2 separate regions of the Homo sapiens genome follow, and region 1 is linked to region 2. A link is an interaction called in ENCODE POLR2A ChIA-PET data of the cell type or tissue named here. Cell type or tissue: GM12878. All regions are shown on one strand. Each heading gives the region's core, and the rest is flanking DNA. Links, peaks and the distances in the headings are about the cores only.

Region 1 (5,373 bases), core at 81-5,080, 87 kb before region 2:
TTTGTCTTTAAGCACAGGAGTTCTAGAGTTATACTCCATGGGACCAAATCCTGGTTATATTCCTGTGAAGATAGTTTACTTGCCTAAGATCCTTTTCTCATCACGAAATGATGATTATAATAGCACCTACCTTATAAGCTTCTTGCGAAGATAAATAAGTGAAAACACACATTGACCAGCAAATATTAAATGTGCAATAAATATTAGCAATATTGATTAGTACATACTAGGCACTCAATAAATAGAAACTTCTCTCCTTTTCCTCCTTCATGTAGGCATTGTCAGGTTGTCTCTTCCATATTTTAAGCAAATAATCTTTCAGAGTGTCTCTTTCATATATTAAGCAAAGCAACTCTTAGGATATAGGAGAAAACAATTCTTACATCTTTGCTGCTCATCTACAAAACAGAGGATCATTTGCTGATTTTAGGTATTACCTTCTTTTGAATATAAGGCTTGGAAACTTGAAGACCAAAGGAAAGTGTCATTTCTTTAGAGCAATTATAAATGTGTACAGTCTCCTAGTTATCGAAATTGAAAGCTACCCTGCCTACCGCAATCTATTCGTCCCAGCTTCAAACACATTTTGAAAAACCCTCTGGGTGCTATCTTTCTTTTTAGTTATCCCTAGCCTTATTTCTTTCTTTCTTTCTTTTTTTTTTTTTAATTTTTTTTGTATTTATTGATCATTCTTGGGTGTTTCTCGGAGAGGGAGATTTGGCAGGGTCATAGGACAATAGTGGAGGGAAGGTCAGCAGATAAAAATGTGAACAAAGGTCTCTGGTTTTCCTAGGCAGAGGGCCCTGCCGCCTTCGGCAGTGTTTGTGTCCCTGGGTACTTGAGATTAGGGAGTGGTGATGACTCTTAAGGAGTATGCTGCCTTCAAGTATCTGTTTAACAAAGCACATCTTGCACCGCCCTTAATCCATTTATCCCTTAGTGGACACAGCACATGTTTCAGAGAGCACGGGGTTGGGGGCAAGGTTATAGACCAACAGCATCCCAAGGCAGAAGAATTTTTCTTAGTACAGAACGAAATGGAGTCTCCTATGTCTACTTCTTTCCACACATACACAGTAACAATCTGATCTCTCTTTCTTTTCCCCACATTTCTCCCTTTTCTATTCGACAAAACTGCCATCGTCATCATGGCCCATTCTCAATGAGCTGTTGGGTACACCTCCCAGAGTGGGTGGCGGCCGGGCAGAGGGGCTCCTCACTTCCCAGACGGGGCAGCCGGGCAGAGGCGCCCCCCACCTCCCAGACGGGGCGGCGGCCGGGCGGGGGCTGCCCCCCACCTCCCGGACGGGGCGGCTGGCCGGGCGGAGACGCTCCTCACTTCCCAGATGGGGCGGCTGCCGGGCGGATGGGCTCCTCACTTCCCAGACGGGGCGGCTGCCGGGCGGAGGGGCTCCTCACTTCTCAGATGGGGCGGCCGGTCAGAGACGCTCCTCACCTCCCAGACGGGGTGGCGGCAGGGCAGAGACACTCCTCAGGGATTTTTTTTTTTTTCATACTTTGAGGGAATTGGTAAATTCCTGGCTATACAAAGATTTGGTGATATTCCTCACTGAGGATAGCTACAGGAGTTATTTCTTTCCTCCTTTAGTCTGGATTTATTATCTTTTGTTGTTCATACCCTATTGATTTTTTTCTGGGCTGGTTACTTCTCCCCATTGAGGCCCCATTTTTCCCTGGAGAGGAGACTGACGGGTGCTCCCATCCCAGCTCGACTGCAAGCATTTAATAATAAAATCCTTAGGAACCAGTTTCTTTAAAAATGTGTAAATGCACAAGGAGCGCATTATCATTATGAGAAAATAAGGAGAAAAACAGCTATTGCCAAAGTCTCTGGTTCCAGAACTCTGCTGTACAACACTGTACCTATAGTTAACAATACTGTATTGTACACTTAAAAATTTAAGAGGGTAGATCTCATGTTAAGTGTTTTTACCATGAAATAAAAAGAATATTAAAGTTCATGAAGTCTTTAAAAATAAAGCCTTTATTGAATCCTTGTACTGAAGGAAATTATTTTGTATAAAAAAGTGTTTTTACTTCAGGAATATAAAAGATATGTGCCTAGAAATCAAAATAAAGCTTGATTTTTTAAATGGATGAAAAGGAAGGAAGAAAGGAAGAAAGAAGAAAGAAAGAAAGAAGGAAAGAAAGAAAGACAGTCAGTCCCCGGAGACAATCTTCTTCATTCCAAGACACTTTCCTCCTCGTGGGCAGTGAGTGGAATTAATGGGTGAGAGCCACATTCTAAACAGGGTCAGTCGAGATCTTCATGGCTTCTGGCAGAGCTGAAAGTTCCTTTTTGCAGAGTTTATTTCCTCATTTTATAATTATACTATATCTAAATTATCTTTATCTTATTTTGTTTGCTTTTCCTTTGATGTATATAAACGTTATGGAAAATTTTTTTTATTGCTATCCAAACTAAGGTAAAAAATATATTTTGATTAGATGTTAGCTTGGGTCCTCATTTTATGCCTCAAGAGAAAACCAACATAAAAATGAATAGAACACACTAACCCCATTCCCCTTTCCCGGAAGATGTCCACCCCTCAGCTCCTTGATGGTTTAGGAAGTCTTGGCTACAGTTGCAGAACCTCAGATATCTGATGTCTCTTACTCACCCAAGTGAGTTGCGTGGGCTCAGATCTTTGAAGAATTCCATCTTTCAGAGAGCAGGCTGAGGGGACTGCATGAAATATCTGGCATGGTATGAAAAGAGGATGTGAAAATGGGACTTTTGCTGACATCTGGAGTTTGGCTGAGGCCCCAAGTCCGAGGCCTCAGTGTTGGCGCCCACATCCTGGGGGCAGATGCTCGCTTATCTGTGGTAGAGACTCCTGCCTTTCCTGACAACCATTCTCCTTTCTTCCCTGGTCTTCCTTGGAGTTCATGTGGTCCTGTGATACCTTGAAACATAAGGGAGAGGAAGGAAGGCTGACCCCAGGAGCCTGTTCCTCTTTGCCTTTCCCTGTTTTTCTGCTTGAAATACGAAGAGGAAAGCGAGAGTTCTGCAACCATCCTGAGGACTCAACAGTGGCTCAGACATTTGGAAAGGCAGAATGCGACCCTCAGGGCATGGCCTCATGCCAGCGTGGAACTCTACCTCCAGGCTTCATCTGGGTGATGCACTCAGGCCACTGTTTGGGAAGCTCTACAAGTACAGCCAAGCACAACTACTGGCTTGGATACTGAAATGCGACATGGTGCTAGATTTGCAAAGGCCATAGAATGGGGGGCTGAGACCTGACTGTGGGAGGGAGACTGGAGGGGAGGGCTGCTGGCACACTCTGCCACTTTCTCCCCTTCGCCAGGTGAGGGGCCTCAGGGGGACAACTCTGAGATTGGCAAGCACCTCTTCCCGAGCTTCAGGGCATGTGGTGAACGACCTGACTCCCCTGAGCTGCCTTTAAGAGAGAGACTGGGACGGCGGGGTGAGGGAGACAACTGCTGGGCTGCTGGCTCCTCAGCACTGACCTTACTCCCACCACAGCTGTCCTGCTGGCCCCGGGAGGGCCCAATAAAGAGAAGCCGGACTGGGCCACCTTGAATGAGATTCTGCTCAAAAAAGGCACCTGCAGAGGGGTGGCCTAGAAGTCAGCCTGGGGCGGAGGGCCAGGGACAGAGGAAGGAGGGTGTGACCCTGTAGACAGTCTCAGTCCCGCCTTGAAGCTGCCAGGGCACCTAGGGAGAATGTCAAGAAGCTGGGAGCCCCATGGAAGGGAAGAGTCAGTGGCTGCTGTGACAAAGCCCAGGCAAGGTCGGCGGCTTGGCGGCAGCAGACATTTACTCCTCGCGGGGCTGCAGGCTGGAGCCCGAGGTTGGGCGCCCATGGGGCTGGGCTCTGAGCTGCTCCCTTTCAGGCTGCAGCTGACTGCATTCTCACTGTCCTCACACGGTAGAGAGAGGAGGGAGCTGTCTGGGGCCTCTTTCATAAGGGCCCTTATCCCATTCATGGGGCCCCCATCCTCATGACCCAATCACTAACGCCACACCCAAAAGCTCCACTCCTAACAACATCCTATTAGGGGCTAAGATTTCAACATGTGGATTGAGGGGACACAAACATTCACTCCGTAGGAGGCAGCATCTGGGCTCGCAACATGGGGAGCTCTGGCAACGCCAAGGGATGGAAGGCTGCCTGAGGTGGTCCTCGACCCAGGTGACCTCTGGAGCCAGAGGGTCTGCCATGCAGAGGAGGAGTGGGGGACAAGGAGAGGAAAAAGTAACCACTCTTCCTTTCCCAGCCGAAGGCCTCATTGAGATAAGCGCTAGAGGAGCAAAAGTTTTTAATGCGATAAAAGTCTGGAGTTTTGATATCGGACGAGACCAGACTTTGTCTTCTTTGTTAGGGATCAGAAATGCTGTGAAGCCTGCCTGAGATTTCACTGAGGTGGGGAAGAAAGATTTAACACAGCCGGGAGAAAAGGCGGCAGTGTCAAAGACGGAGGCTGCTTTCTATCTGCCCCTTTCCGAGCCAAGCTTGTTTAGTGGCAAGCCTGGAAATTTAAAGGGGACCGAAAGGGGGGTGAACTCCTCTAGCTGGTGGCTGCCTCTTGCTGTCCTGTGGTTTCTGTTTCGTTGGAAGCAAAGGAATCAAAGCACTTTGCTGTCAGAGAGGTAAGGCATTCCCAATTTTGGCACACCATCAGATAACAGATGCACAAAAAGAATAAAATAAAAGTCGCCTGTATTCTGCTTCTCACAGATAACATTTTTGTGTCTGGTCTTTCAAATTGGATAACTGGACAGCAATGGCACTTTCTGTTGTCTCAGAGAAGTGTCTCTGAAAAACTAGTGCTAGACACATCCCTGCAGGATTTAACAATAGCCAACTGGATCCATCTTCATCACCCACTGCCTCTAGCTTTGAGAAGAGGTGAGTTGCTCAGCAGAGGAAAAGATTATTTGCAGGAAACTTTTAGACATAGAGGGCTATGCCATTGATTGTCCTTTCAATACCTATAGTCAAGGAGAGTGTGTTCCTCCTTTGGGTCAGATGCAAGGGCACCCCAAGAGAGTCACTATAAAATTTAGGGTGGCATGCAATAGGGGAGCCCATGGCTGGAGGAGCTGTGGAAACTTGTGCTATGCTTGGATGGAAGCATCAGCTGGTTCTTGGAAGCAACTTGTGTCCCTTGGAGTTTAGAGGCTTATGAGCATGAGGACAGGTGCCTGACTCTCCCAGGAGCCTGGATGGCAGTGCTCCCCCACAGCAGCCAGGAACAGGGAGCAGGAAAGCTGACTGCAGGTACTGTCAGTCAGGGCAAGGACATTTGATGTCTTCATGTCAGTGGACAGTAGGGTGGAGGTCTGGTCATGAGTCATCCCGGAAGGACCCCAGCCCAAAGCCTG
Region 2 (5,373 bases), core at 141-5,140:
CAGTCACTGCACCTCAGGGCCCCCTCAGCTACTTGGGAGGGCAGCTGACTGCTTCTTCCCCTGGGGTGAGGGGATGGCCGTCTGCACCCCTCCCACATCTGTCTTCACAGTCACTGCTCTGGTCAGCAAGGGGGCAGAAATGAGCCCAGCTCCTCTCTCCCCTCAAGCCTGTCCTTCTGGCCTACCCCTCAGAACGTGTCCTGGAAGGAAGGAAGGGGACAGGCCGGAGCACCCCATTTCTTTATTCCTTCAGACTTTTTCTTCCTTTAGCCTTAGACTCTGTCTACTCTTAGGAAGCAGGCATTTTGGAAAGTGTATCAGTCATCTACTGCAAAATCACACTGCATAACAACAACAAAACACCCTCAGAGCATACAGTAAACGCCTATCAGCCCACATACCTGCGGCTTCTGACCAGGACCAGTCGTAAGTGTGGTCTGGCTCTCAGCTGGGGTCAGGCAGGTGTCAGCAGGCAGCTGCAGGCCATTTTGGGCTAGTGCGCCTCAGCAGTAGCAAGATTAGAATCACCCGGAGAAGTTGCCCAGCACTTCGAGGCTTAGGAGACTGAGCCCACCCGTCCTGGGCTCGCTCACATCGGCAGGTCGAGTGCTGTGGGCTGCCCCTGGAGGCCTGGGGTGCCTCAGCTCTGTGCATATGTTTCTCCTACTCTGGCAAGCTGACCTGGCATGTTCTCATGGCAGTCGCAGAGGCACTCATTACTAACACCCCCTTCACCCAGAGCCTGAGTGGGTCACGTGACATGGGGGCAGCTTACATCGAGGGGAAGGATCCGGGCCTCTAATGCGATCAGCTGCCTCAGGAGGTGTTGAGGGACACAGACTCAGATGTGGCCGGTTTCACCCAGACTGTCTTCCCCCAAACCCATGCCTTGCTAGTGCCCTGGTACATTCATGTGTCCGTCGCACCTGGCACTGTTCTGAGCTGTTTCTTCTCTTCACTTCCAACATCTGGTCAGGAAGGATGCTCTAAATGTTCCCAAAGCCTACCTGCTCCCCTCCCTCCCACTGCTTCCCTGGGTTCTAAGTACCATCACCTCTCCCCTGACTCCTGTCCAGCCCCTGACTTTGCTGGTCTCTACCCTCACCCCACTGCAACCAGAGTGCACTTCCGAAACAGACCTGCCCACTCACTGATGCTCTGAGGCAGGTCTCGTGGGGGCCACCCTGCCCGGGAGGTAGGTCGAGTCTCCCTCCATGGGGGTTCCTTCTCACTCTCCAAGAGGAGCCCCTTGCCACCAGTTTTCTTTGTTTGTGGCTCCAGCAAGGAGATACAGCTGTTTTGGGATTTTGCTTCCTTTTCTTCCTAACACCACCTCAGCCCCCCACACAGCTTTGCCATCAGTCCTCTGGGGTGCTTGTGCACCACATTGGGGTGGGGACTGGGGACTCATGGGGATGGGAAGGAATGACTCTTAATTTGACCCAAGACATTGCTTCAAAAAAAGACTGCATGCCCCCCAGCCCTCTCTATCACCATGAGCTACAGAGGGTGGTGTCTTGACCCTCCTGGACACTCTGGGGTGGCCTCACCCCTTCCTGAACCTCTTTTTTTTCTCTTCTAACCACTGTCTGCTCCACAGTCGGGGAGCCAGGAGAGCAAGCCCAACATGTGTCACCAGGCTTGGGGAGAGAAGATCCCTTCAACAATGGGGACAGCCACCTCCTGGGAACTAGCCATGCAGAAAAACCTCTCCCATGCTTCCCAGCCCTGGGAGGAAATCCACATACTCACAGCTGCCTCGGCCTCCAGGGTGGATGTGGGCTCTGCCGGGGGCCTCTGTGCCTGTGTGGGAAACAAATTTCTAACTGACCCGGCCACCTGGCCGGGCTTGCAGACAGCTGTGTCGTCCACTCCTGCATGGGTTCCCCTGACAAGCTTACCTAGTCCCGTGGGCTTACCCATGGGTGCTCTATGGCGGGTATCTCTGGATGGGGTATCCCACTCCAGCTGCTTTGGTGCCTTCGGTGTGGCTGTATCGAAGGGGCCTCCAGCTTTGACCCCTTCATGGGAAGTCAGTACCTGGCTGTCTTGGCTTCCAGCCTATTTCCTCCCCCACCAACTACCCCCAACACCCCCACTGCAAGATTCCCACTCATCTACTTTTCAGCTCCTCCCATTGTGGGCAAGGCTACCTCCAGCCACTGTCCCCAGGTGGGATGCCAGACTCCAGCCAGGGCTGCAGTTGGTGGAGGAGCATCCAGAGGAGCTCCCTACTTGAAGAAGTGCAAAGCCCCTCCCTCAGAATGGACCTCCAGGTGCAGTATCTGGGCGCCTTTGCCCGCTGCAGCTCAGAGCTCTGCCCCCTGCCCCTTCCCCACTGAGGATTCTCAGCTGGACCCTGGCTGCCCCCGCTTCTCCTCCCTGTCACCCTGCAGGGCCTGCCACTGCCTCTTTGAGTGCTAAGCAGCCCTCCAGACCCACCCACCAATCAGAAACATGTCTGGTGGAGCCCAGCCAGCTGTGGACTTTGTTTTTAGAAGCGTCTCAGATGTAAGTTCACTATCCTTAACACAGAGCAGATGCAGGGCTGCTCTATTTGGTATTTTTCTACCTTTTTTTTTCGTTTTGCCCTCTAACCCTCATACCAGCACCTTTTGTCCTCCCCAGCCCTTGTTCTGGGCCAGCACTCTAGTAGATTTGCTATTAAGTCCCCAAATATGCATGCATGCAACCTTGTGAAATGAGCTTTGCATGCATATGTTTTTAAATTACATAAATGACGTGCTATAAAAACTGTTGCTTTGCTCTTTATCGGCAGGCACGATATTTCAGATCGATGCACTGTGCTGTATGTACATTCTGTTTGTGGTTCCAACTGCTCTCAAGGACATCATCCCCCCTGCCTGCTGATGTTGGCTGCCTTCGATTCCCTGCTATAAATACTCCACGGAGAGCCCCGGGGAAAATCCCCACACCACCTTTTAGGGCTTGTGTGAACATTTTTCTGAGTCATGGGAAGATGATGCTTGATTTTATTTGGGACAGCCAGCAGGTCCCTCTCCAGAACAGCTTCTTCCACTTCCTACCTCGGCAGTGCCTGAGCTGCCCCCACACAGCGTGGCCTCTTGCTGGAAGCCCACTTTGACTGTCTCCATGTGGATAGGCACAAAGTGGCAAGCAAGCTATTGTTCTGGTTTGACTTCCTGTCAGCCCTTTGGCCTCCTCTGTCTGTAAATTATATAGAATATCTTTCAGTCATTTTCAGGATTGTAAATTCTGGATATCCATTTTCATTCTTAGGCCATGCAAATGTCTCCTCGGTGTCTGTCAACAAATATGACCTTTGCCGAGCGTTCTCCAAGTGCCACCAAACCCAGCATCAGCATCGCCTGGGAACTTGTGTGAAATGCACATTCTCCAGCCCCACCCTAGATTCTGATTCACAAATTCCAGATGTTGGGCCGACAACCTGTTTTAAGTCCACCAGATGATTCTGATGCACGCTCAAGTTTGAGGACCACTGGTTGCTGCTATTTCTCAATTTTAAAAAATTATATGTATATATATAAGTTTTATCTTTGTATTTTAATTCTATATTATTATATATGATATATAATACAGGTTACTGTTAATATATTTATTTAAAAATATATATGGCCGGGTGCGGTGGCTCACGCCTGTAATCCCAGCACTTTGGGAGGCCGAGGCAGATGGATCGTGAGGTCAAGAGATCGAGACCACGGTGAAACCCCGTCTCTACTAAAAAAAAAAAATTAGCCAGGCGCGGTGGCGGGCACCTGTAGTCCCAGCTACTCGGGAGGCTGAGGCAGGAGAATGGCGTGAACCTGGGAGGTGGAGCTTGCAGTGAGCTGAGATTGCGCCACTGCACTCCAGCCTGGGTGACAGAGAGAGACTCCATCTCAAAAAAAAAAAAATTATATATATATATATATATATATATATATATATATATATATATGACTTTGTAGTAAGTCCTCCTTTTTTTCCCCTTATTTTCCTTCCTTTCTTCCTTCTTGCTTTGCTTTAGAAGCCCCAAACACAACCATGAAAGTCCTTGGTCTCTTCCAGGTTGCACAGATCCCCTCTATTTTTAAATATCCTTACAGTTTTCCCTGGATGTTGCCTGGGAGTCCATCCTTATAGATAATGTTACATAAGGACCTGAACTTATCTTTTTCCAGGTCACTGCCAGGTCCAGTGCTATTAAACAAAGCATCTTCCCTATTGATTCGAGGGCTCATCTGTGTATGTTTCAGGCATTTGTGTGCCCAGGGGTCTGTTCCTGAGCTCTCCAGGCTGTGCCCCGGTCTGTCCCTTCATTCACTCTCTACTTCTGTTTGTTACATTTCAATGCATGTTGGTATCTACTAGGCCAACTCCTCACAGCCACTCTAACCCCTTTTCGCTTTACTTTTTCAGACTTGACAGTGATTTATAGTTCTTTTCTTCTGTATAAATTTTGAAGTGAGTTTGTCTAATTCCTTCAAAGGAATCCAACTAGATTGATTAGGATAAAAATGTATAGATTAAGTTAGAACAAACTGACATCCACCTTGTTAGCTTGCTCTATTCATGAGTATGTTATATTCATTCTTTTATGATCTTCATGGTGTTTGTTTTCCTTTAAAGCATTTATTTCTAGACATGCATATGTTTTCCTTTTTAATTAAAAAAATGTTCAATTGCAACCCTGTAAGTTCTCAGTTTATTCTGTCGGGTCTTATGAGATAATTATCATACATGAAATAATTCATTCAATAAATGCGCATAGAGCATCCGAGGTGTGCCAGGCATTGTCACAGGTGCTGGAGATAGCGTAGTCCAGAAAAGTAAGTCCTTACCAACGAAGCCTTCCATCTATCTGAGAAGAGGTGGGAAACAAATAAATAGCGGCTGGCGGTAAGTCCTGTGAAACAAAGAGTAAGGAGGATGCAGAGTGATGGTGGGTGGGCTCGGGGAAATCCTCACCAAAAAAAGTGACTTGAGCAGAAGCCAGGAGGAAGGGGTGGAGCGGAGGAGAGGGAGGAGTACCTTTGCCTTTTTCCAGGAACAGCAGGGAGACCAGTGTGGTTAGAACGCAGGCAGGGAGGGGTGGAAACAATGTCAGTCGCGGGAGTTGTCTGAGGGTTTGCACAGAGGAGTGAGGAGATCCACCTCAGACTGATGCCGTGAGACCAGACTGAAGGTGGAGGAGGCAGCATGGAAATGGAGACCAGTCAGAAGGCTGAGAGTCTAGGCAAGGTGAGGATGGCTCATCCCGGTGGTGGCTGTGAGGGAGGTAGGTACAGTGTGGCTCAATTCTGGATATACTCTGACGGTAGAAATGAAACATACTGCTGTGTTAGGTGTAGGGCTTGCCAGAGAGAGGAGTGAAATGACTCAAGAGCATTT

The links. ChIA-PET counts read pairs that join two places held together with the same protein. Peaks named below come from ENCODE experiments on the same cell type or tissue, not always from the same donor. Only the 100,000 strongest peaks of a DNase experiment are listed, where the experiment ranks them.
Region 1: POLR2A ChIA-PET joins it to region 2 with 11 read pairs; 1 of 35 experiments calls an interaction of 5 or more read pairs at or near these places.

What each region holds. Positions count from the first base shown.
Region 1 is chr3:127,305,002-127,310,374 of GRCh38, reverse strand. No RefSeq gene overlaps it. Among named protein-coding and RNA genes, the nearest start is that of PRR20G, 20 kb to the right of the region's middle. RefSeq lists an enhancer at 2,735-2,784. In GM12878, for the core only: no CTCF peak of the experiment used is centred there; a DNase peak (open chromatin) is centred at 2,704.
Region 2 is chr3:127,218,240-127,223,612 of GRCh38, reverse strand. It overlaps the pseudogene PRR23E2P. Among named protein-coding and RNA genes, the nearest start is that of PRR23E, 28 kb to the right of the region's middle. RefSeq lists enhancers at 2,793-2,982, 3,003-3,182. In GM12878, for the core only: no CTCF peak of the experiment used is centred there; a DNase peak (open chromatin) is centred at 2,942; H3K27ac peaks cover 769 bases.